Regions from separate parts of the Homo sapiens genome. Here region 1 is linked to region 2. Evidence: chromatin loops called from intact Hi-C (ENCODE). Cell type or tissue: B cell. All regions are shown on one strand. Each heading gives the region's core, and the rest is flanking DNA. Links, peaks and the distances in the headings are about the cores only. Region 1 has its middle 760 kb from the start of LINC01966. Region 2 has its middle 810 kb from the start of LINC01966.

Region 1 (11,681 bases), core at 4,211-8,210, 49 kb after region 2:
CCTTTACACTACCCTTTAGAGTGAAAAGACAAGGATACTTGCAGACCTGACCTGTGAACATTGGTACTCGAGTGCCTACTCATTCTCTCCATTTTGAAATCCACCACGTTACAAAATTGAATGACCAAAACTCTCTTCCCGAGCCACTTCAAATGCTGCCGCTCAGTATCTTCATCACAAACCTCGGTATTATTTGTGACACACCCTTTCTAGTCTTACAAATAACAATTCAGTCTTGTAAATTACTGACACCATTGATTGGTCTCAGTCATTTCCTCCATGATCCTAGTTCAGCCTACCATCCTTTCTCATCTAGATTGCTCCAACAGCTCCCTAATAGTTCTAATGTTCAGGGTCTCCAGACTTATTTGACAAGCTAGTCTCACATTGTAGACATAGTCATATTTGTAAGACACTAATTGTGTCATGTCACCTCCTACATATAACTCATGACCTTTGAAAAAAATCTAAAGGCCTCAGTGCAGTCTTGAATCCCTTCATGGTCTTGTCACTGCTTCCCTATCCAACCACATCTTTCTCCATATCCCTCTGTCCCTTCCCCTGATCCTGTTGCTCCAGTGATTCTTAAGATTCTACCATGTTTTTCTTCCCTCCTAGCCTCAGTATGTGCTTTTCCTTCTGTGTGGACTTCTATTCTCTTTCCTGTCTAGCCCCCATATCCACCCAGTTCAATTAGATAAGCCCCCCAACAACTCCCACTTATGACCAAAGCCTTTTCTTAGAGCCCTGGGTTCCTCAACATTTTGTTATGTGCCCAACTTACTTGCTTCCATTTCATTCTTATCTACTTTGAATATAAGACTTATCTTATTGTATTGTTATTGCAGAGCAATTTCTTGCTTTTTGTTTTCTCCATTAAATGACATGCTTTGTGAGGGCTGGAAAAATGTCTGCCATATTCAGTTTTATATCTGTAATTCATAGCTTATGCTTCATAAATAGTACGTATTTGGTATTTTAATGTGTAAATAAATAAAATAAGTATTAACATTTTTCATATGAAATAGGTCAAACATAGAAATTAATCTTTAATGTTTATTTGTGCAATGTAAGGCCATGCTTAGCAATTAAACATTATACATACTGAATTCTCATAATGGTAATGATAATAATGGCCAAGACTTCATAGTGCTTGTTGTGAATTTGGCTTTATTCAAAGTACTTAACATACATTACTTCATTTAATCCTTTCACCACCCTGTAATGAAGTGTTTATTATGGTCGTTTTATACATGAGAAGGCTGAGGCACTGAAGGTTTACATTTTTTAAGGTCACACCGCTAGTAAGTGCTTACATTAGGATTCTGTGGCAACTGTGATGTATAAACCCTAGATTTTGAAAGGATTTCTATAATAGATGAGTATTTTTATTTTTATAATATTCCATTGCAGTCTCAGGTTGGGAATGAATGGACAGTGGAGAAATTCACTTTCACACGATATTCATGGAACTAGGCTGATAAAAGTTCTGCGAAACTTAAAAACCTGGTTTTCACCATCATCATAAAAGGCACGTTAAGATGACAGAAGGAGAAGAGTTTATGCAACAGATAGTTGTCTCATATTACTTCTGCTCACATTTCATTGTCAAGAACTCAGACATATCCTCATCCTAATAGCAAAGAATGCAGACAAATATCCTTACGGAGAAAGAAAATACATATTTTTGTTACATAGTTTGCATTCTGTACCACAGGGACTAGGCTGGGTTTGAACCCAGTCTGAATGGCTCCAGAGCCTAATTCTTAGCACCCTATTAAACCTTCTGTAATAGGAAAGTGATTTACCTGTTTAATCCATCTCTTAATTAGATGTATTTAGCATGGCTTAAAGCTGTTTGCTCCCTGCTTAAGAAAATATAGATTGTATGCATTTTTAAAGTTTGGACAGCCTTCTGTTCCTTTTATGTTTACATAGAAAGTAGTTGGCATATGTTGTTCTGAAATCTAATGGAAAGGATTTGTAGCATCATTGCCAAAAGTTTGTCTGCACACCCAGGTTATTATAGTTATATTTGTAGCTATAACAATAATTATATATTTAATTATATACGAGGCATTTTCCTCACCTCTAAAGATGTTTAGCTAAATCCAAGATGAAAAACTGTTGGCCAAATTTAATAACATCATTATTTAACACCTATAAATTTTGGTTTAAGAGAGAAATCCGTGTGAAAATTTTATTAATTTCATAAAAGTTAACCAATATTAGTTGAAGAAAACATGAGGGATGTTTTCCCTGGGATACCATGGAGGGAAAAGAGTATCAAAAAGTAAGGGGAAAAAAAGCACAGCTGACAGATGTCTGACATGAAGGAGAATATCAAAGGAATTATCTGAAAATTAGAATTAATTAAACCTAGTCCCTTACAAGAAATTTCAAATTTGAAAAAAAAAAATGCCAGCCTAAAATATTCCTCTGAGAAGCTTTGTTGCTTAGAATAAACAATTGGATAAATTAATTCATGCCATAATTTTTGGTCAGAAAGGTTGCAGAAATATAGTTCTCTAATCTGTACCAGTTCATATAACAGCAAAATGAATTACCCCAAATTTCCTCTTAAAACAATAATCTTACTTTGCTCATGATTTTGTGAATATGGATTAGGAATTTGAGAGGCACTAACTGGGTCGTTCTTGTTTGGGTCTCTTCTGTGACTCTAGTCAGATGACGACTGAGCATGCCATCATTTGAAGGCTCAACTGGGTTTAACATCCATGATGGTTCACTCACTTGGCTGGCAATTAATTCTGGTTGTTGAGAGGGACCCCAGCTGAGCTGTTATCTGGAATACTTACATGGGTCTCTTGAGCATGGTGGTGTCAGAGTGGTCGGTTTTCTTGGAGAGACTTTCTCCAAATTTAACATCTCAAAATGGAGGAAGAAGCATGGCCTTTTATCACCTAGAGTTAGAAGTCACATAGGACAACATCTGTTGCATTTTATTTCTCACAAGTAAATCACCAAGGTCAGTCCTGATTAAAGGGAAGAGACATGGAACCTACCTCTCCATGGGAGAAGAGTTAAATAAGCTATGGATATGGCTTAAAACCACCACAAATTTTGATTATAATATCAAATTTATTATTACAAGTAATATTTGTACTAATATTATTTCAGGGGAGTATTGTAGAGGGCTGAGTGAATCAGGATAGACTTGTGACAATAGCTCTATACTCAAGAAATTTTTACTAAATACTGAACCTCTACATACCACTATTCATCATAAACTTTCATTTTATCAAAACTTACTTAATTTTTCCTTCATGTTATATAAAGTATGGGTAAAGATGAAATACTGAACAGATTATTTAAAGGGTTTTTTGTTTTCTAACAGTGAGCCCTGTTCTTTGCCAAATTAACTTTAACTGTTTCCTCAGAAATGATTCCTCTGTATGGATTCAAAGTACAGTTCATGCAATTATTTTTACATTTCTTACTCCTTGGAATTGTATGTGAATCACTTCTTGGCCTTTTGACTAAGGTGAAGTATAAATTGTGACTTTTTATTTCTTATTAACAAGTCGCAGATTTTGGTCTTTCAGTTCATCGTTTTATAAATGAAGCAAGCGATGTCAAGTTTTACTATTAACTATTCTGATATATGAATAAAATGGATACTTGCAGCATACCATGGAAAACAGAGATAATATAATAAGCACTGATAACACCATTTGGTTATCAAGAACTAAGAGTGAGTAGTTTTAGTGTAATAATACTGAATAATACTGATTGGTAGCCAATATAAAGAATCAGAGCTTATGGTAAACCACAGCAAAAACAACTCCTCTCCTTCAAAAGTATATTTTGTGTAATTGATAGATAATTTTCAACAATTATTTGATCAACACAAAATTATTTCATTCCATCTGTCCATTTAAAACATATTTCTATGGCTATAAGCTATGAATAAAATTAGGAATATTCTTATGACTAGTCCTATGAATATTCCTAAATCAACCAAATATTTGGGTGAGAGTGTATTAAAAGAAGATGCTAAAGAGTTCTTTCACCTTCCTTAATGTTTAGGTTAAAATCTGTCATGATATTCTAAAACACTATGAAGTAGCCTTTTAATAGAAAAATTTGGTCCATTTTGGAGCAGATTGAAAACTGATTCCTTATGCAAACCCTAGTCTTGCTAATATTGTCAATGAATATTAATCGACTGCATATTATACATCAGATGCTGTTCTAGAATGGAGCTATATCAGTGCACACACACATTCAAATGACTAAATATGTAATCAGTCAAGTGATGTTATGAAGAAAACTAAAACAGCTAAAGAATAAAGAAGAATAGAGAAAGGGTGAGGTATGTTAATTTAGATAGAACAATTAGGGTATGTCTTTCTGATGAAATCACATTTAGCAGATAGAAAAACTAGTGAAAGAGCCATGTGAGCCATCTCATAGAAGAAAAATACAGGTCAAGACTTCCTCTCTGACCTTGTTATTGTTTTTATCTGAAGATTAATTGGTTTAAGGAGATGTGTATGGATGCCAAGTTGGCAAGGGGTAAACTTGTGATGGTTAATTTTATGTCAACTTGACTAGGCTAAGGGATTCCCATATAGCTGATACAACATTCTTTCTGAGTGTGTGTATCTAGAGGGTGATTCTGGAAGAGATGTGTATTTGGATCAATAGACTGAGTAAAGAAGATCTGCTCTCACCAATATTGATGGACATCATACAATCTATTAAGAGCCTGAATAGAACAAACAGATAAGGAAGGGCTAATTCTCTCTTTCTGTTCTTGAGCTGTGACATCCATATTCTCCTGCCCTTGGACTTTGGAGCTCCTGGTTCTCTGGCCTTCCAACTCTGGGACTTATATTACTGTCCTTCTGCCCTCCCTGGTCACCAGGCTTTGGACTAGAATTGCGAATTGTACCCTCTGTTCCTCTGGTTCTCAGACCTTTGGACATGAACTACATTATATCAACAGCACTCCTAGTTATCTAACTTAAATAGTTCCAAAATTTGTTGATAAATCTGTCTTTTTTCGATCCAGTTGGGTAATTGTTAAATTATCATTTACAAAATGTAGTTCATTCACAAAAACTTAATCATTTTCCTGTTGTTTACTTATTCTGGCTCCTAGTAAAATTTTTATCATTAAGATTGAAAATTTTTATTAAAATATTTGATGGCAATGAGTTCTTCAGTTTTTTTGCTCTTGATATTTGTTAAGCTGTATCAATCTGTAACTGGATTTTCTGTCATCCCAATACAGTTTTTTCTTAAAAACAAAATATTTTTGATTATTTTTCCTTATATTTGTTATTGTTTTGGGCTTTTGTCTTGTATTTTCTTTCTTTTATCTGTACTTGACCTTTCTCCTTTTTTTTTCCTTTTCTTTCTTTTTTTTTGGACAGTTTTTCTCTGACTCCTACATGAATTTCTTGAGTTTAATTCCCACAAATCCCTTTTCTATTGTATCTTTTTTGTTGCTTTTGAGCCCTATCTTACGTTCAATTAAGCAATCACATTTTCCTTCTTATGCAATATTTTCTGATTTTACATTGTTTCTGTTTCATATTTTCTTCTTCCATGTAAATATATAAAATATTCTCTCAAATATTAATGAGATTATAAACCAGAAAGCTTCTAATTTTTTTTTGTTGTTTCAGTTCTGTTTTGTGGCTTTTGTCTTGTTTTGTTTTACAGTATATCTACTTTTTTGAATCAATTCTTCTAAGCATTCAGGAATGTCCTCTTGTTTTGACATAATGCATCTTTTTATACAGCTATTAGCTTTTTTATTTTTTATTATTTTTTTATTCTGATACTCACTTAAAAAGAAACTTTATTTGTTCTGGCTGCTAGAGAAGGGAGAAACCCTGCCATATTGGGTTTCTAAAATGATCATTGAGACCACATCCTGTCCTTTTTCCTCAGAGACTGTGAAAGGGGTTTTCTCATCATTAGCTCTACTCAGATCCTGGCCACATTGTTCCTGCAGGCAGTGGGGGAAGGTCAGAAATCCTACTTCTGACTCTGATTCCCTCTTGCATAGCAATGGAGAGGAAGATAGGGAGGTGACTACTGCTAACTTCCCACTGAACAGACACCTGGCTGAGGACTTGCCATGTTAATTAAATCTCACAAATCTAGGATATAGATACAAATGCATTCTCTTTACATTTTACATGTAAGAAAATTGAGGGATAGGGATTTTTAATTTTCCTGTAAGACCAAGCAGCTATTGAGTGAAGAATCCAGACCAAACTTAGGTTCTTACCAAATACATCATTTCCTTTGGTTTATTATTTAATTAAAATCCTTTGGGCCAGGTGTGGTGGCTCATGCTTGTAATCCCAGCACTTTGGGAGGCCAAGGTGGGTGGATCACCTGAGGTCAGGAGTCCCAGACCAGCCTGGCCAACCTGGTGAAACCCCGCCTGTACTAAAAAATACAAAAATTAGCTGGGTGTGGTGGCAGGCGGCTGTAAGCCCAGCTACTCGGGAGGCTGAGGCAGGAAAATCACTTGAACCCCAGAGGTGGAGGTTGCAGTGAGCCGAGATCGCGCCATTGCACTCCAGCCTGGGTGACAGAGCAAGACTCCATCTCAAAAAAAAAAAAAAATCCTTTGAAATTGAGGGCATGAGACTATTATTTTGCCTATTTTTATCACCAATGAGGGTTTCCCTCCATTTTATATTCTTCTAGCCACTCCCATGGGTCTCTCAAAAGAGGAAGGTAGAGGATCAAATTTACAAAAATCATATTTCTCAGAAAGAAAGGCTCTTTAAAGTGTACAAAAGAATGACCACTCAATGTGACCAGTTTATCTGACTTCTAAATCATAGGTCTCTGCCCTTTTTAAACAACATAAAAAGCTTGAAGTCTTCGCATTCTAAAAGATGTGGGTTCCAAAAGGATTTCCGCTTCTTTTCAAAAACGTTGGTGAGAAAATAACATTTAAGGAATACAATTTAAGATTGACTGCATAGACTTAAGGCTTTTTACCTTTACATTTCAAGGGTTTCGAAAAATTGACTATGAAGCTTTATTCCACAGGATTAACTACGATTTGATGACACCAGTGCCATTTTCAAAGGACTGTAAGTAGTTGCACATTGACCATCATGTAGCTAATATGACCTCAGTCCACCTCAGGTGAATGAGAGCATCGTAAAATTTATAAAGCAGCAGGTCATAAAAGCATTCATCAACCAGCGTACTCACGTACAGTGTCTTTATCAGGGTTTTTGGAATAAAAAAATAAAAATTAATTGTTAGCTAAGTGGAACATAAATCAAATAGATAAAAAGGTGGAAAGTACAACAGTATGAAACGTAGTAGACAAGTGGGGTATTTGTGAAAAGGATGACTTCTGAGATTTTGGAGCTCGAGTACTTATTTTATATATGGCCATCAGCACTTACTTGGATGCTTTGTCCATAGGAAATGCTCAGTAAATACCTCCCCAAGAGGTGATGAAATAGTCAGTGTCTAGAGAAGGATAATTAAAACAGAATGCTGCATTGATTTGTCAGTTATCATCTGAGGAGATACACGTAACAATGTCAACAAAACTGTATGTAGGCATTTGAACTCCATGACAATAGGGTTCTGACTGAAGTAAAACTTAAGCAACCTTTTCACATATGGTAAGATCACATCCTTCAAAAATTATATCTGAAAGTGTGTCAGAAATAACAGTGGTAAAAAAGAATAATGGATTATTATTATTCATAAACATATCCAAATTTGGCTATTTAAGTGTGAACTTTTGGCATTTCTTTGAAATCCGCATTTTAAATTTTTTCATTTAGCATTGTAATGACAACATTTTACTTATACAAAGTGTTTCCATCCCTTTTGTCCTACAAAGACATGCATATTTCATTTAAGTCCCATAATGTTAATTTTAGCATTTCATGTATTGGAAACACTAACTGTCATGTAGCAAAAATCAGGGGTTTTTGGACACGGTGGTTATTTCTCGTAAAATAAGAAGTAATTATTGTAGGAACATACTAGTCCTTGAGAAGAGGAAGGGGATGGTTACATGTATGGGTTTCAGGGCATAGCTACATGTAACTATTAGATAACATATTTCCAGTTGACAACTTTTGAATATTTCTATTTAGACATGAAGCACCTTCAAATACTTGTTCTAAACTCAACTAATGACTTTTCTACTAACCTATATTTATTTTTGGCCTTTTCTCTGAGACTGTGGTGCTACCATATCTACTCAGCAGTCTCTAAACCTCCATCTCATCCTCACCTCCTGGTTTATCCTCACCATATCCATCCACCTTAGAACTGAACAAGCTCTATTGGTCTCACTGAGGCAGTATCTCTGTCATCAGTCATTTTTTTTTTTTAGCTACAAATTTTTATTTGAATACAAGTGTGAAGGAGCAAATGCATATTTTTCTACTTTATTGGATAGTCTCATTTTTACAAATCAGTTCTTTCAATTACCAACTGTTTCTTATTATTCTTTTAAAAAAAATTATATCTGTCTTTTTTTTTCAGTTTCCACTATTGGTGTTTTTGGCCAGGATTTTATTCTGTTTTGGAAATACATATATTCTGTTTTGTAAATATATGTGTGTGTGTGTGTGTGTGTGTGTGTGTGTGTATGGTAAATATATGTATTGACTTAATAATAGCTTTCTGGTTATTTTATACCATTAGATTGTAGACAGTCTGAGACTCCAACATGGTTTAATAACATAGGAATGTCAATTTTACCTTCCTGCTTTATACTATCTACCAAATATCTCTTAATTTCTTATCCAAAATTTACAGCCTCCCCAAATATGACTTCCAACCCTATTCAATTGCAGAACCATTGAAATGCAAATATGAAAGGATATGCCTTCTTCATCTTTTTTTATCCCATCATAAAATAGAACATAGCTCTTGGGCTATGCTAAGTTCAACACAAGAAACAATTAATATTTATGGATATGAACTAGGACTTATTTAATGAACAAGTTTTATACAATATGCTCTATTATATAATAGTTTCTGAACACTGTAGTTGAAACCAACTTCACATAAAGCTATTAGAGGAGCATATAAAAATGAAAACCTTACATAGTCTTGAGCTTTAAATTAAATATTTCTACTAAAATATAACACCTGAAGGTATACAGAAAAACCAATTTGGCAGTTATATTGAAGATGTTCATTAATTTTCCAGATTTTATATACCTATACATGCTCCATAAATGATGGAAATAAAATTACTGAATAGTCATTGAGTATCATTTTATTAAACATATATATCTTGGTATAAAACAATCACATAGATATATTAATTCCCAAATTAAGGCTTTCCTCTGTCACACAGTGATGAAACACATACTGTCACTGTTCCTCAAATGCATGTTACCACGGAGTATCAATAGTGCATTAGAAGGGCTCAATGAATATATTGATTTTTTATTCTTTTTCCTTTTATTATTTTTTAATAATCTTAATTAAAGAAAGAATTTCAGGGTCTGATGGTCTGGTTTCAATTCCTTGGCTGCCAGTAGTGTGATCTTAAGGAAGTCATTCAAGTTCTCTAAATTTGAATTTCCTCTTCTCTAATGTGGGGATAATAACAATACCTACCTCATACTTACACTGTGAGGATCAATAAAATCATGTATGAAAGAGGCAAGCCAGAAAGAGCTACCCAAGTGTTGAATAGAGTATAGTTTTGCCAGTTATTTTCATATTTGATATGACAAAATACTTAAGTCAAAAATGAATGAGACCACGCACCTTAGACAGTCTCCTGTCCATCTCTGTCTCCTCCTGCACCCAAATTTGTTTCAGTTTAAAAGTAAGCAGTTATTGAATGTGTATTATGTGTCAAGCAATATGGTAGATATTAGAAATGAAAAGCAAACAATATTTTCCCACTACTGCACAAAGTCTAGTAGAAGAGAGACACATAAAAGGCCAACATGGTGAAACCTCATCTCTACTAAAAACTACAAAAATCAGCCGGTTGTGGTGGCGGGTGCCTGTAATCCCAGCTACTTGGGAGGCTGAGGCAGAAGAATAGCTTGAACCCGGGAGGTGGAGGTTGCAGTGAGCCGAGATGGCACCACTGCACTCCAGCTTGGGCAACAGAGGGAAACTCCGTTTCAAAAATAATAATAATAATAATAATCTCAATAAAGTACATGCTAAAATTGTTTATTGCACAGGGTGTTAAACATGTCAGACAGGGTAGGGTAGCATTTCACTTAGCTTTTGTGATTAGGAATGTTCCAAAAAAATGACAACTGTATTGAGTTGCTGACTAATACTTCCAGTTATCATAATGAAGACCTGTAGGGTTTTCTATACAGAACATGCAGCAATAACACAGCCATAAAAGTGCAGCTAAGTATTCAGTGGTAATGAACCTGCAAGCTGCTAATTGTGTATATATAAATAATATACATAAACCTGGCATATAGTAAACACACAATAAATTCTATTCTATCATTTTTAAGCCAGTAGAGAAGGTGTTCGTTCAGTCAGTTAAGAGGTGATCATAGCAGTTCAGATAAGAGATAAAGTCCTGAGAGTGCAATGATGGATGAAAATATCTGGCACTGGTATCTGGAACTTCATAGAAATTCCATTTATGTTGAATAATGTGTAATAGATATAGAATTAGGTATATAGAAATCTTACATCATAGATTTAAACATACAATTAGTGTTTCATTCTAATTAAAGAATAACTACACAATTGTCCTATAACTAGGCAAAGAAAAAAAATTATGAACTTTTTTTTCCTCTATAAGATTGACTGGTTGTGCTGGCATTTGAAAGTTGTGGTCCAACTCCGTTTAAGATAATTAGGCTAAGACTTAAAAGGTGCAGGAAACAGAGATTTAGAAAGAATATTTAAACTTTGTATGGTACCTCTAAGATATGCACTAGATTAATAGCATTAGCAAAAAACCTTACGCTTATTCGGTTAAACCCTTTCTTTGCTCTTTTTTTTTAAAAATTGTAAATTGACAATTTATAATTTTATAAAAATTATGGAGTACAAATTAATGTTATAATTAATGAACACAATGAAGAATAATTCAATAAAGTTAGTTTACATATCTGTCATCTCAAATACTAACATTTTCTGTGGTGAGTACATTTAACATTTATTTTGAGAAATTTCAAAATGTACAACAGTCTATTTTTAACTATATTCACTATCCAGTGCAATAGAACTAAAAAAAAAAAAAGGAAAGAAAGAAAGAAAAAAAGAAAAGAAACCGTATTTCTCCCGTCTAATTGAGATTTGGCACCTTTTGACCATCATCTCCCCATTCCAGCCACCCTCCAGTCTCTGTAATCACTATTCTACTCTTTGCTTCTATGAATTCATTTGTTTTAGATTCCCATATATATGTGAGAACATGGCGTGTTTGTCTTTCTGTGCCTGATGTATTTCACTTAGCATAATGCTCACCAATACAATCCATGTTGTTGCATATGACAAAATTTCATTCTTTGTAAAGTCTGACTAGTATTTCATTGTGTATATATAAATACCGCATTTTCTTTATCCATTTATTTGTTGAACACAGGTTGATTTCATAACTTAGCTATTATGAATGGAACTGCAATGAATATAGGCATGCAGACATCTCATAAATTAAATGGTTTCTAGTCTTTCGGGTAAATCACCAGAACTGGAATTGC
Region 2 (11,681 bases), core at 4,953-8,952:
ATACTATCATTTGCAACGACATGGATGGAACTGCAGGTTATTACATTAAGTAAAATAAGTCAGGCACAGAAAGACAAACATTACATATTCTTACTTATTTGTGAGATCTAAAAATAAAAACAATTGAACTTATGGAGAAAGAGAAAAGAAGGATGGTTACCAAAGTCTGGGAAATGTAGTCGGGGGTAGACGGGAGCGGCAAGATGGGGATGGTTAAGGGGGAAAAAAAATAGTTAGAAAGAATGAATAAGACATAGTATGTGATAGCACAACGGGGGGACTATAGTCAATAACAATTTCATTGTGCACTTTAAAATAATTAATAGAGTATAATTGAATTGTTTGTAACACAAAGGACAAATGATTGAGTGGATGGATACCCAATTTTCCATGATGTGTTTGTTACGCATCTCATGCCTATAAAAAGAATCTCATATATCTCATAAATATATACACATACTATATACCCCAAAAAATTTAAAATAAATAAAAACTAGGTACTCCAGAAAAAACATTTTATTTATGACTTACTATGAAATGTCAATAAAAAGTGAATCAATCATAACCTACCAAAAGAAAGCAAAACAAGCAAGCAGAGAAATCCAGAAGTTGGAACATTCTGTGAGAAAATTAGCCAAACCTCATGAAAAACTGGGTTTTATTAGATTAAATGTGATTTAAGAGAACAACAATCAGAGGTATGACATATATTCTGTTTGTATAGAGATTTCAGAAAACGTTAATATCATCTATGTATTGGTAAGTTTCTGAAATGAAATAATGGAGATCAATTATTGAAAAATCAAGATTATAAAAAGATATCATTTCAGCTTTTTTTGTAAATCAACTATTACAAAATAGTTTATTAAAAGGTTAACTAATACATTTATTTTTAAAAGTCAGTAAAAATAATGGCACATGTTTGTTTTGTATCTGTGTAGTTTGCATATAAATGGTACAGAAATATAATCTAAAATATTAACAACAATAATTTATGGATAGTGACAATGTGACATTTTATCTTATTTTCTTTTTGCCAGTGTAAATGTCATTAATTTATACAATAAATATTTATGATTTCAGTAATAATAAAAGATTATGTTTAAAAAACCAAATGCCGGGCATATGTTGAAGTCCTAACACACAGTATCTCAGATTGTGACTTTATTTGGAAATTGGGTCCTTACAGATGTAACTATTTAAGTTAAGATAAAGTCATAGTGAAGTAGGATGAGCCATTAATCCAATATGACTGGTGCCTTTGTAAAAAGAGGAAAAGAGACAAAGAGACACAAGAGATAATATCATGTGACAATGGAGGTAGAGGTTGAAGTGTGGTAGCTACACGGCAAGGTATGCAAAGAATCGCCAATAAAACACCAGAAACTCAAAAGAAGCAGGAAAGGATTCTCTACTGCAGGTTTTAGAAGGAGCGTGGTCCTGCTGACACCTTGATTTCAAACTTTTAGATATCAAAATTGTGAAAGAAATAAATTTTGTTGTTTTAGGCAACTCAGTTTGTGGTACTGAGAGTGGCAGAAGGCAGCTAAATGCCTAGGTAGAGAGGGGTGGGCTCCCGGGGAAACCCCTCCAAGCCAAAGACAGTTTAAAGCCTGAAAGCCAAGCAACAATTGAGAACTTGTCTTCCCATTTGGCGCGTTTTCCTCTGATTGACCTCCACCCCTCACCTATTTTACATAAACCTACCCTTTCCTAATTGATTGTCCACACTGTCAAGCCATGCCCACCTATAAGTACTTTTTGGGAGACAATTTAATTCTTAACACTGGGCATAGCATTCTGATGGTCTGTTGTTTCTTCACCATACCTTGAAGATAAAGTCAACTGCTTCCTTTCACTATTGCTGTTAAAAAGTCAGCTCTTTGTTCTGCTTGCCATTAATTTTTAAATTATCTGTATTTTTTTCCTCTGGCTGCTTTTAAGATTTTTTTTTCCTTCATTACTGTTCTGCAGCTCAGTGATTTGTACTTGTATAGAGCCTTCATTTCTTTTCAACTCAGTATTTAATGACTTCCTAAACCCAAGAATGGCTAGATTTCATTGTCAGGATAATTCTTACCCGGCATTGTTTTAAATTCTTCCTCCCTCCAATTTCTCCTTAACATGTCTGGAAATCTGGTTAGATGTGTTTTGAAATTTCTCCCTCTTTTTTCCATTCTTATTTAACCTTGTGAACCAATATCCTCACACTCCAAGTCACCAGAGATTGTGATATGTTCCTATGGGCAAACTGTGACATCAATATTTACCTTTCCTAAAGATTGGTACTTTCTTAATTATTTTTGACCTATTACAAATAGCCTTAATTTTCTTTTTTTTTTTTATTATACTTTAAGTTCTAGGGTACATGTGCACAACATGCAGGTTTGTTACATATGTATACATGTGCCATGTTGGTTTGCTGCACCCATTAACTCGTCATTTACATTAGGTATTCCTCCTAATGCTATCCCTCCCCCATTCCCCCACCCCACGACAGGCCCCAGTGTGTGATGTTCCCCTTCCTGTGTCCCTGTGTTCTCATTGTTCAGTTCCCACCTATGAGTGAGAACATGCGGTGTTTGGTTTTCTGTCCTTGTGATAGTTTGCTCAGAATGATGGTTTCCAGCTTCATCCATGTCGCTCCAAAGGATATGAACTCAACTTTTTTTATGGCTGCATAATCTTCCATGGTGTTTATGTGCCACATTTTCTTAATCCAGTCATTGATGGACATTTGGGTTGGTTCCAAGTCTTCGCTATTGTGAACAGTGCAGCAATAAACATACATGTGCATGTGTCTTTGTAGTAGCATTATGAGCCTTAATTTTCTACCTGCAAAGGTTACATTAATAGCTATGTTAGTATCAGATTAAATTCACCAGAAAATTAAGACAATTCCAAATACATATACAGCCAAAACACAACTTGAAAATTGAAATGACTGCAAAAAATTGACAATTTTGCAAACATATTAGAAAATGTGAACATTTTGCTCTCATAAACATCACCCTGTTACATCCAGCAAGTTATAAAAGGCAGTAAAATTTTTAACATAACTATTATTTTGACTTATTGGTCATATGCCAAACATTGCCTAAAATACATTCTTTTCTGACCCACAGGAAAAATTTTAAAAATTAAAAATATTTTAAAAATTGAAGATGCATTAAAGATAATCAATTCTTTAAAGCAAAAACAACACCACTATATTATGGGGTGTATAAATATGTAAAAGTAAAATATACAAAAACAGGAAAATAACAAAGCAGCAGAGATGGTCATATATGCTTAAAGAATTCTTTTGTTCTACTTCAAGTGTTATCATATTGTTCTTAGGTGGATTGGGATAAGTTTAAGATGTGAATTGTTACTCTAGATCAATTAAAAGAGAACAGATACAAGGAAATCAAGCTAATAAGCCAAGAATGGAGATGAAACAGAGTAATAAAAAATACTCAAGTAATCCAAAATAAGGGAGAAAAAAGAGAAATGAAGTATAGGTAGGTCAATTAGAAACATATTTTCTAATATATATTTTCATGTTTCAAATTAGAAAGTAACAAAATGTAAATGGTCTCAGCATTGCAATTAAACACACAAATTAGAAAAATGTATTAAGAAAGAACAAATGACATGTTTTTTATTATACACACATTTCAATTATGCAAACACAGACATGTTAAATAAGAAACTATGAAAAGATATGTACTGTTAAAACTACTTTTATAAAAGCTGAAGTGACTATATTAATATCATGTAGGATAGGGTTCAGGACAAGGACGAGTACCAGAAATAAAAAGATATGTCATAATAATAAATGTCTGTACCCACCTATTAATAGACCTTCAAAATAAATGGTGCAAATGATGTAAATGAAAGAGGAAACAAAAGCTGTCATACTTAGAAATTTCAATACTCATGTCTCAGTAATTAGCAGTTTAAGTAGACCAAAAAAATTAGTATAAAGAAGACATGAATAATATTAAAAATCAATTTGACTTAATTGACACTTATGAAGCACCATTAATTTTACCATCAACAGCAGAATGAATATTCTTTTTAGGTGCACATGGAACATTCACCAAAATAGTGTATGTGATAGGCCAAAAAACAAATTTCAATAAATTTGACTGGATTTATGTTACACAAAGTGAGTATAAAGAATATATATTATTCTCTAATACTGTAAAAACTAAGAATGCCTTCTCTTACTGCTTTTGACTGTTGTACTAGCAGTCTTAGCCTCAGCATTAAGACAAGCAAAATAAATAAAAGGCATATACACTGGAGTTAGAAAAGTAAAGCTCTATTTATTATAAAAAGACATAATCTTGTGCATGTAAAATCTTAGAAATCTACAAAAATGCCACTAAAATTAATTACTTACAGAGTTCACAAGCTACAAGGTCAATGTGAAAAAAATCAGTTGTATTTCTGCAGCGTAGCAATAAATAATTTTTTTAAATATATTTTAAAAATTAAAATAATATCAAAAATATAAAAATAGAAATAAATATAACAAAATGTGTCAAAAACTTTACTCCTGAAGTTATTTAAATACATAAATAATCATGCACTGGAAGAATAAAGACTGTTAAGGTATCAACTCTCTCCAATCAATGCACTGAAAGAATAACTGTTGTTAAGATGCCAGCTGTCTCCAAGTTAGTCTACTGATTCAATGCAATCTCAATAAAAGTCCCCACAGAAATTTTGTGTCTTTGTCTGTTCTAAAGGCAAAGAACATAGAACAGCCCAAACAATTTCAAAAAGAAGAATGAATTTGGAGAACTTGTACATTCTGGTGTATAAACTTAACTGAAAAGCTAAGGTAATCAAGATAGCATAATATTGGCAATAGATATTAATCAGTTACAGAGTATCTGTAGGGTCTATTGATTTCTGACAATGATGCCAAGGTAGCTCAATGGAGGGAACATGGTCTTCTAAAAAACATGATGCTGGAACCTGGCTATTTATCCACATGGAATAAAGTATCTCTCAACAGACCCCGACCCAACCACACACACACACATACACACACACACACACACACACACACATACAAACCAAAATAGATCAAATAATAACGTAAAAGCTAAAATTATAAAACTTTGGTAGAAATGTGAAAAAATATTTTAACAACATTAGGATAAGCAAATATTTACTTAATAAATATTTATTTAATAGTAAAATCACTAACCATTAATGAAGAAATGATAATTTGTCGTAAACATACAGTGGAATACAATGGAATTCCTTGGAACTCGGGGAAAAGAAAGACAACAGTACAGATCATAACATGGATGAAACTTAAAACCTCTATGCTGAGTGAAATTAGCCAGACACTAAAAATTATATGTCGTATATGCTCAAGTCTAAATGAAACAAGAATCATATGGTGACAGAAAGCAAATTAGTGGTTTTCTGGGTCAGTTGGGAGAAAGGGGTTGTCTAGTTTAGGACACAAAGAAACTTTGGGGGATGTTGGAAAGATTCTATATGGATTGTGGTGTGGTTCTACGTGCACACGTTTTCAATAGTTTAAAATAGGTACATTTTGTTGAAGGCATATTATACTTCAATAGGGTTGATTTTAAAAATTAAGCACATACTGGGTTATAAAGAAAGTCTTTACTAAATTTGTGACTTAGTATCTTTCTGTCTGCCCTCAACAATTAAACAATTTCTCTGATCCTAAGTTTCCCAAGTCCTTATCAGTTTCATTAAGATGAAAAGCAATAATGTGTAATGCATGTGAAAAGGGCACAATAAATGTTTATTTGTTTTACTCATCCTATTTCCCACTTATAGAAATATTCTAGTAACTTATAGAAATATTATAATTGAAAAATTGTGGCTTCTTTACTTTTGTTATGCTTTTCTAATAAATTTTACCATTCATTTTGTTACAACTCTGCCCCTAGGTCATTAGACCACAGTGTGTGCTATCATTGTTAAAATATAGAGTTGCCGTCTTTCATTCAGAGAGTACCTACGTAATCTGCCAGTTCTATCAGCTAAACAATATTTTATATAAGAAGCAGACATTTGCTGAATTGATTTAAATTTTGGTACTCGTATTCTAAATTGTCTAGTCATTTTTTATTTTAAAACTTTTTATTAAATATATGCTATACATCATCGTAAATTTTCTGTAGTGATAGAAAAATGGAAAAGACAGATCACAGCATCATGTAACTAACATCTCAAAAAAAGTATTGAAGATATAACTAAGAAAACTGAGCAGGAGAATTTTCATGGGAGCATAGTTGTTTAAATATTTTCTGGATGGTAATTAACTTATCATCTGGTTGCTTCAGATATTTTTTATACCTTTGACTTAGTAAAAGCAGTGATCAATTTATTAGAGGAAAAAAATCTGTTGAATTTAGTAGTATTTTCCAAGTATATATATAAGAAGTAAAAATAAAATCTTGGAGATCATTGCATGCATTATCAGTTTTCTGACTTATTACAAATCCAAGTTAGTCTTGTTTGGTTCTACTTAAATCAGATATTGTTTCTAAAACTAATAAATATCAGAACTAGTGGCCAGATCTAGAAACTTCCTCCCTTAAACCTATTCAAGTTAGTCAAACATAGTCAAGCATAGTCTTCCCAAATCACCTTGAGAAAATCTGTTCACCAAAAATCAGATGTCTGGTCATATCAGATGTCAATTATTTTACTTACTTTCCAGGAGGAAATACATCATCAACGACAACGAAAGGATCTGTGATTGTAAAAGTTATTCCTTTTACAAATATTTAGATTTCTAGTTTTAATCTATTTAAATTTCATATTTTAAAAATTGATTTGTTTTACCATATTTCAAAAAAAAATTCAAAGTTGCTGCATGTGAATTTTAAAACCTGTGACTTCTCAGATGAGTTCATGTTTACCAGCAGGGCTCACCCATAAAGGCCGGCTGAATATCCAGTGTACTTTCCCTTCACTGTGGTCAGTGAATCAGCAAGTGTTACAGGAGTTCAGCGTGAAATGCCAGGTGCTATTTCAACAGTCCTTCTTTCACAATGCTTAGGGTGGGGTCACTCTGGTAGACCCTGATAAGGTTACTGGAACTGAGTTCCTGGGGTGGTCAAGTTAACATCCTCTAAGCTCATGCTCTCTGAATGTAGAAGGTAGTCACAGAGACCTGGTTCCCTTTTTTGGGCTAAAGGCTACTCAACCGCAAGCTGCTTATTAAACTCTGTCTGGAAAATATTATTCACTGAAATCATGTCTCAATAGCACAGAGTTTAATTTTGTAATTAACCAAACCATCTGTCATTGCAAGGCTCTCTTAAGGGCATCCAAATGGGAGAACTTATAGAACCTTGCATGGTGAGTGGTAGTGAATGGCTGTGAGAAGGAAATGGTATGAATTTCAAATGATAGCTACAAATAGATTGTCAACTTATGAACTCAGAACAAACTACTTTCCTAAAGAGATGCTCCTGCATCTTTCCATAAACAGATTATTGCCCTTTTCATAAAATATTTAGCTCTTTGCTTTATAAAGTAAAGTTCATATGAACATAAATGTTGCTGCAAAAGACCGTCCATCTGTGTTTTTGCTGTGTGTGAATAATAGCAACATTTCCTTGAAAACTTAAGAATACTTACTAAATAATCAACGAGTATTAATCAGTTATATAATTTATTCTTCCTTCTAGATTTCGAGGCTTTCTGTCTTGCTGCATTAAACATCCATAGATATTTACATTACATGCAAATCAAAGATATCAAGAAATAAGATCTCTAGAGGTGATAAAACATTATTTGTTGGGCATGCCTTGAATCAGGTTTGAATTAGGTTTACTTATTTAATGATACATATTTGGGTCTGGCATCATCCAAACAGCTCTGAACTAATAGCCCAGACAGGATCTTAATGACAATTTTTTACTTTGGTGGTTTTGTTTTTGCATGTACATTTAAAAAGTATCAGAAAATTTGTACAAATTTAAAAATTAAATATTTTGAAACCTTAAAATCAAATATAGATACAGCTATATCTTTATACTTGTAATATATTTACTAAATAAGGTGAAGTCACAAGGATGGGAAATTATTCTGAGTAATTCAATTTACACAATTCTTTTCACCTTTTAGTAGTTTATATGATTAAATTTTGATACTATGTAGTCCACAGGAGGAATGAATAAATGCCAGAAAAGTAATGGTGATAGATACAAATTGATTGTTAGACTTCCTCAATACCTTGGCCCATTGATATTTAAAGTTTTAATTAATAGCTGAATAGGTGCTTTAATGGTCAAGTAGGATATTTGGTTCTCAATAACCTATAACATCTCAAAGTTAATATTGAAATGCCACTTACACACGTCCTTTCCTCTAGTGGTGAGGATGGACAGGAAAAAGCAGTTCTAGACCCTGAAAAAGTTGGTTTGTATGGGTTAGCTATTTTCCGATGAGATCAGTCTAGCGCTGCCACCTGCACTCCAAAACATTGGTCCCAAAGGAGTCATGATGTCATTATGCCAACACCATCACATCTCAGTGTTGTTATATTGAGTCAGCCAAACTTGGCCCCATATTGGTCTGGTTCCTGTTCTTCTAACTTAAACCCACACCGTTTGGAAATGGTGTTCTTTGCGAAAAGATTAATGCCTTCAGTTCTAATTACCTTAATTATCAGCTACTTTCTAATGAGAATATTATCTAGATAATGACTAAAAATTATGAAAATCAACCTCAAATAGAACAGGTTTTACCCTTTAAAAGTAACATAGCTAATATCCTACTTATGACAACTTTTCCAGTATGTAATCTTACATGAGAACTATACTTGTATAGTTAATCAGTTGCCAGAAAATAATTGCCAGTAAAGGCAGAGGGAGAAAAGAAAGACATTAAGTTTTCCAAAATTTCAAGCTATTTTAACCAGTAAAGGAAAAGATAACTCAAGTAGGTAATTCCAGACTGGAAGGATATGTACAACTAATATTTCACAAACCTCACTAAAGATGTTAGAGGAAAGAGCTCACCAGGATGAGTGAAACTCCTGGATGTATAACTCCTAATTATATATCTATATTGATTTTTTATTAGTACATAACTGTTAAATAAAACACTAAGTGCATTTCCCATGTCATGTTTTCAGAATTCCTTTTGGTAAAAAATCTATTTTGTCCCTTTGAAGTACATCTATAATTGTTCACCTTAGATTTGGAACTTAGTTTTAAGTAGCACACAATTATCTTATGAAATTGAGCTAGGCAGTAAAACTCCTTACCTTTGAGGATTGCTTGATTATTTTCTTAAAAGATAAATAAAACAAGAACAAAAAGAAAGGGGATAATTCCATTCAGTACTAAAAATAAAACACTATATATAACCCACATTGGAATTTTTTGAAGTTATGGAGTATCTTAAAGGTACATACTTAACATTTCCATTAAAAATAATTAAATTAAAAGTAGAAACTCAATAGTAATGAAGAATTTTTGCCTATTATTGTTTATCTGAAAAGCACTAGTTTGAAAAGGGAAAATCTTTTCCAATCCCACCCTCCCTCCCCATCTTAGTAGAAATATAAGATGAGCAAGGTAGTAATCCATTATGACCTTAAGTCAATTATCTTTAAGTAAAAGATCTTGTTATAAGGACAAAAAATGTTAGTTCTACAACTTTTAAATTCTTCGTACTTTGTTACAACTAACATTTCCAAATTGTCCAGATTAAGCAATGTTTCCCCCTTATCAGTTAAACTACACCTTAAAATCTTATAAATGAAGTTGCAAGTCTGAGGAAGGATACGGAAACTCTATCCATTTGCACTGGAGTAAATAAACATTGGAAGAAAGCAAAGATAAGAAATTTCACAGGGAAGCTAAAATTATTGTTTTAAAATATCTCTTTTCATTGTTATTACCATTTATCAGCAGGCCTTACGTTGGTAAAATCAGTACAGATTGGGCTGGCTATATGCGGCTGAGTCATCCAGTTTGGAAATTTACCGGTTATACATCACTACAGTTCAACCTCTTTGCCACCTCCACACATATTTTTAAGTAGTTACAGTCAGAACAACAATGAGAAAAGAAACCTTACAATTCTAGGTTTGTTCAAGATTCAAACATCACTAATAACCTGGTTGCAAAAAAGCATATTACCTTTCCTAAATGATTTTCAACACATTTGACTTGTATAATTATAATATTCTATCAAAAATGGATATAATGTAAGTCAAATCCTGTTTACCAAAAAACAGCATTTCCAGATAAGTCAGACTAATTGTGAGTGCTGCCTTTCAAAACCTACCCATGAGTTTATTATTGAGTACACTGAGAAGAAAGAAATATTTTCACATTTAACTTGGTTTTGGTGCAAGTTATCATTTAACAAAAGTGGTTGATTGTTTTACAATTTTAACATCCTATTTGGGTCGTTAGTTGACTTCAGCTAGAAACTATTAAAAATGTTCTAGTGCTCAATTATTATTGTTTTAAAATTATTTTAAAATTTAATAAAACACAAAACATGAGTTTTTGTAATTAATTTCAGAAAATCACACATAATGGAAATTACCTTAAGTAATATGTATTCAAAGAGAAATAATAAATATTCAAGCATTCTATATTTTGAGATAATGTTTTGGAATTTAAAAAAAATTGTCAGAATTAAAATAACTGTGAGAATTAAAATGGTTAATTTCTGTCTGTTGTAGTTAATTCCTTTGCTATAATATTCAATTGCTTTGAATGTGTTTTTATAAAATATGCTTTCAGAGCTTTCAAAAGATTAAAGACTTGGAATGAACCCAAAAGCCCATCAATTATACACTGCATAAAGAAAATGTGTCACATATACACCATGGAATACTATGCAACCACAAAAAAGGATGAGTTCATGTCCTTTGCAGGGACATGGATGAAGCTGGAAACCATCATTCTAACACAGGAACAGAAAGCCAAATACCACATGTTCTCACTCAGAAGTGGGAGCCGAACAATGAGAACATATGGGCACGGTGGGGGGAACATCACATATCAGGACCTATTAGGGGATGGGGGGCTAGGGGAGGGATAGCATTAGGAGAAATACCAATGTATATGACAGGTTGATGGGTGCAGCAAACCACCATGGCACATGTATACCTATGTAACAAACCTGCACATTCTGCACTTGTATCCCAAAACTTAAAGTATAATTTTAAAAAATAATAAAATAAATAAAAGGTTACCTTTCCATCTTCATTAATTTTTGTTTCTGAAACGTTCCTGATTCGAAGACAGACTTAAGAGAGTTTAAACACATCCTAATTCATATGGACCAGTTGAGAGAGTCTCTCCTGAAATGAATCATTCTGATAACTTTTTAAAACCTACTTCTATAAGGTATATTATTGAATATTACTGAATTTACTGTTTCCATCAGGATGTTTGGCTGTCATATAGAACAAACTATCACAGTCTACATACTAGTCAGAACAGTTAATGTAATATCATAAAATCTGTGTAGTGGGCCTAATTCTGTCTAGTTAACACTTCTTTTTTTATTTGTTATTTTTTATATCCGAAAACAATATCTATGAAATGTCAAACTGTCTATCTTACTTTACAGACCTGGGTCAATTTTCAATGGCAATGTTTCATTATAGACTCCAGCTCAAAAACAATATTTTATATTTCCTTATAGAAATTATGATA

Evidence for each region. Hi-C counts contacts between places; a loop is a spot of excess contacts. Peaks named below come from ENCODE experiments on the same cell type or tissue, not always from the same donor. Only the 100,000 strongest peaks of a DNase experiment are listed, where the experiment ranks them.
Region 1: it touches region 2 in a loop (1.8-fold over the local background); 3 of 110 quality-filtered maps call a loop at or near these places.

What each region holds. Positions count from the first base shown.
Region 1 is chr2:145,639,197-145,650,877 of GRCh38, reverse strand. No RefSeq gene overlaps it. Among named protein-coding and RNA genes, the nearest start is that of LINC01966, 760 kb to the right of the region's middle. In B cell, for the core only: no CTCF peak of the experiment used is centred there; a DNase peak (open chromatin) is centred at 5,967; H3K4me3 peaks cover 874 bases; H3K27ac peaks cover 338 bases.
Region 2 is chr2:145,688,681-145,700,361 of GRCh38, reverse strand. No RefSeq gene overlaps it. Among named protein-coding and RNA genes, the nearest start is that of LINC01966, 810 kb to the right of the region's middle. In B cell, for the core only: no CTCF peak of the experiment used is centred there; a DNase peak (open chromatin) is centred at 7,081.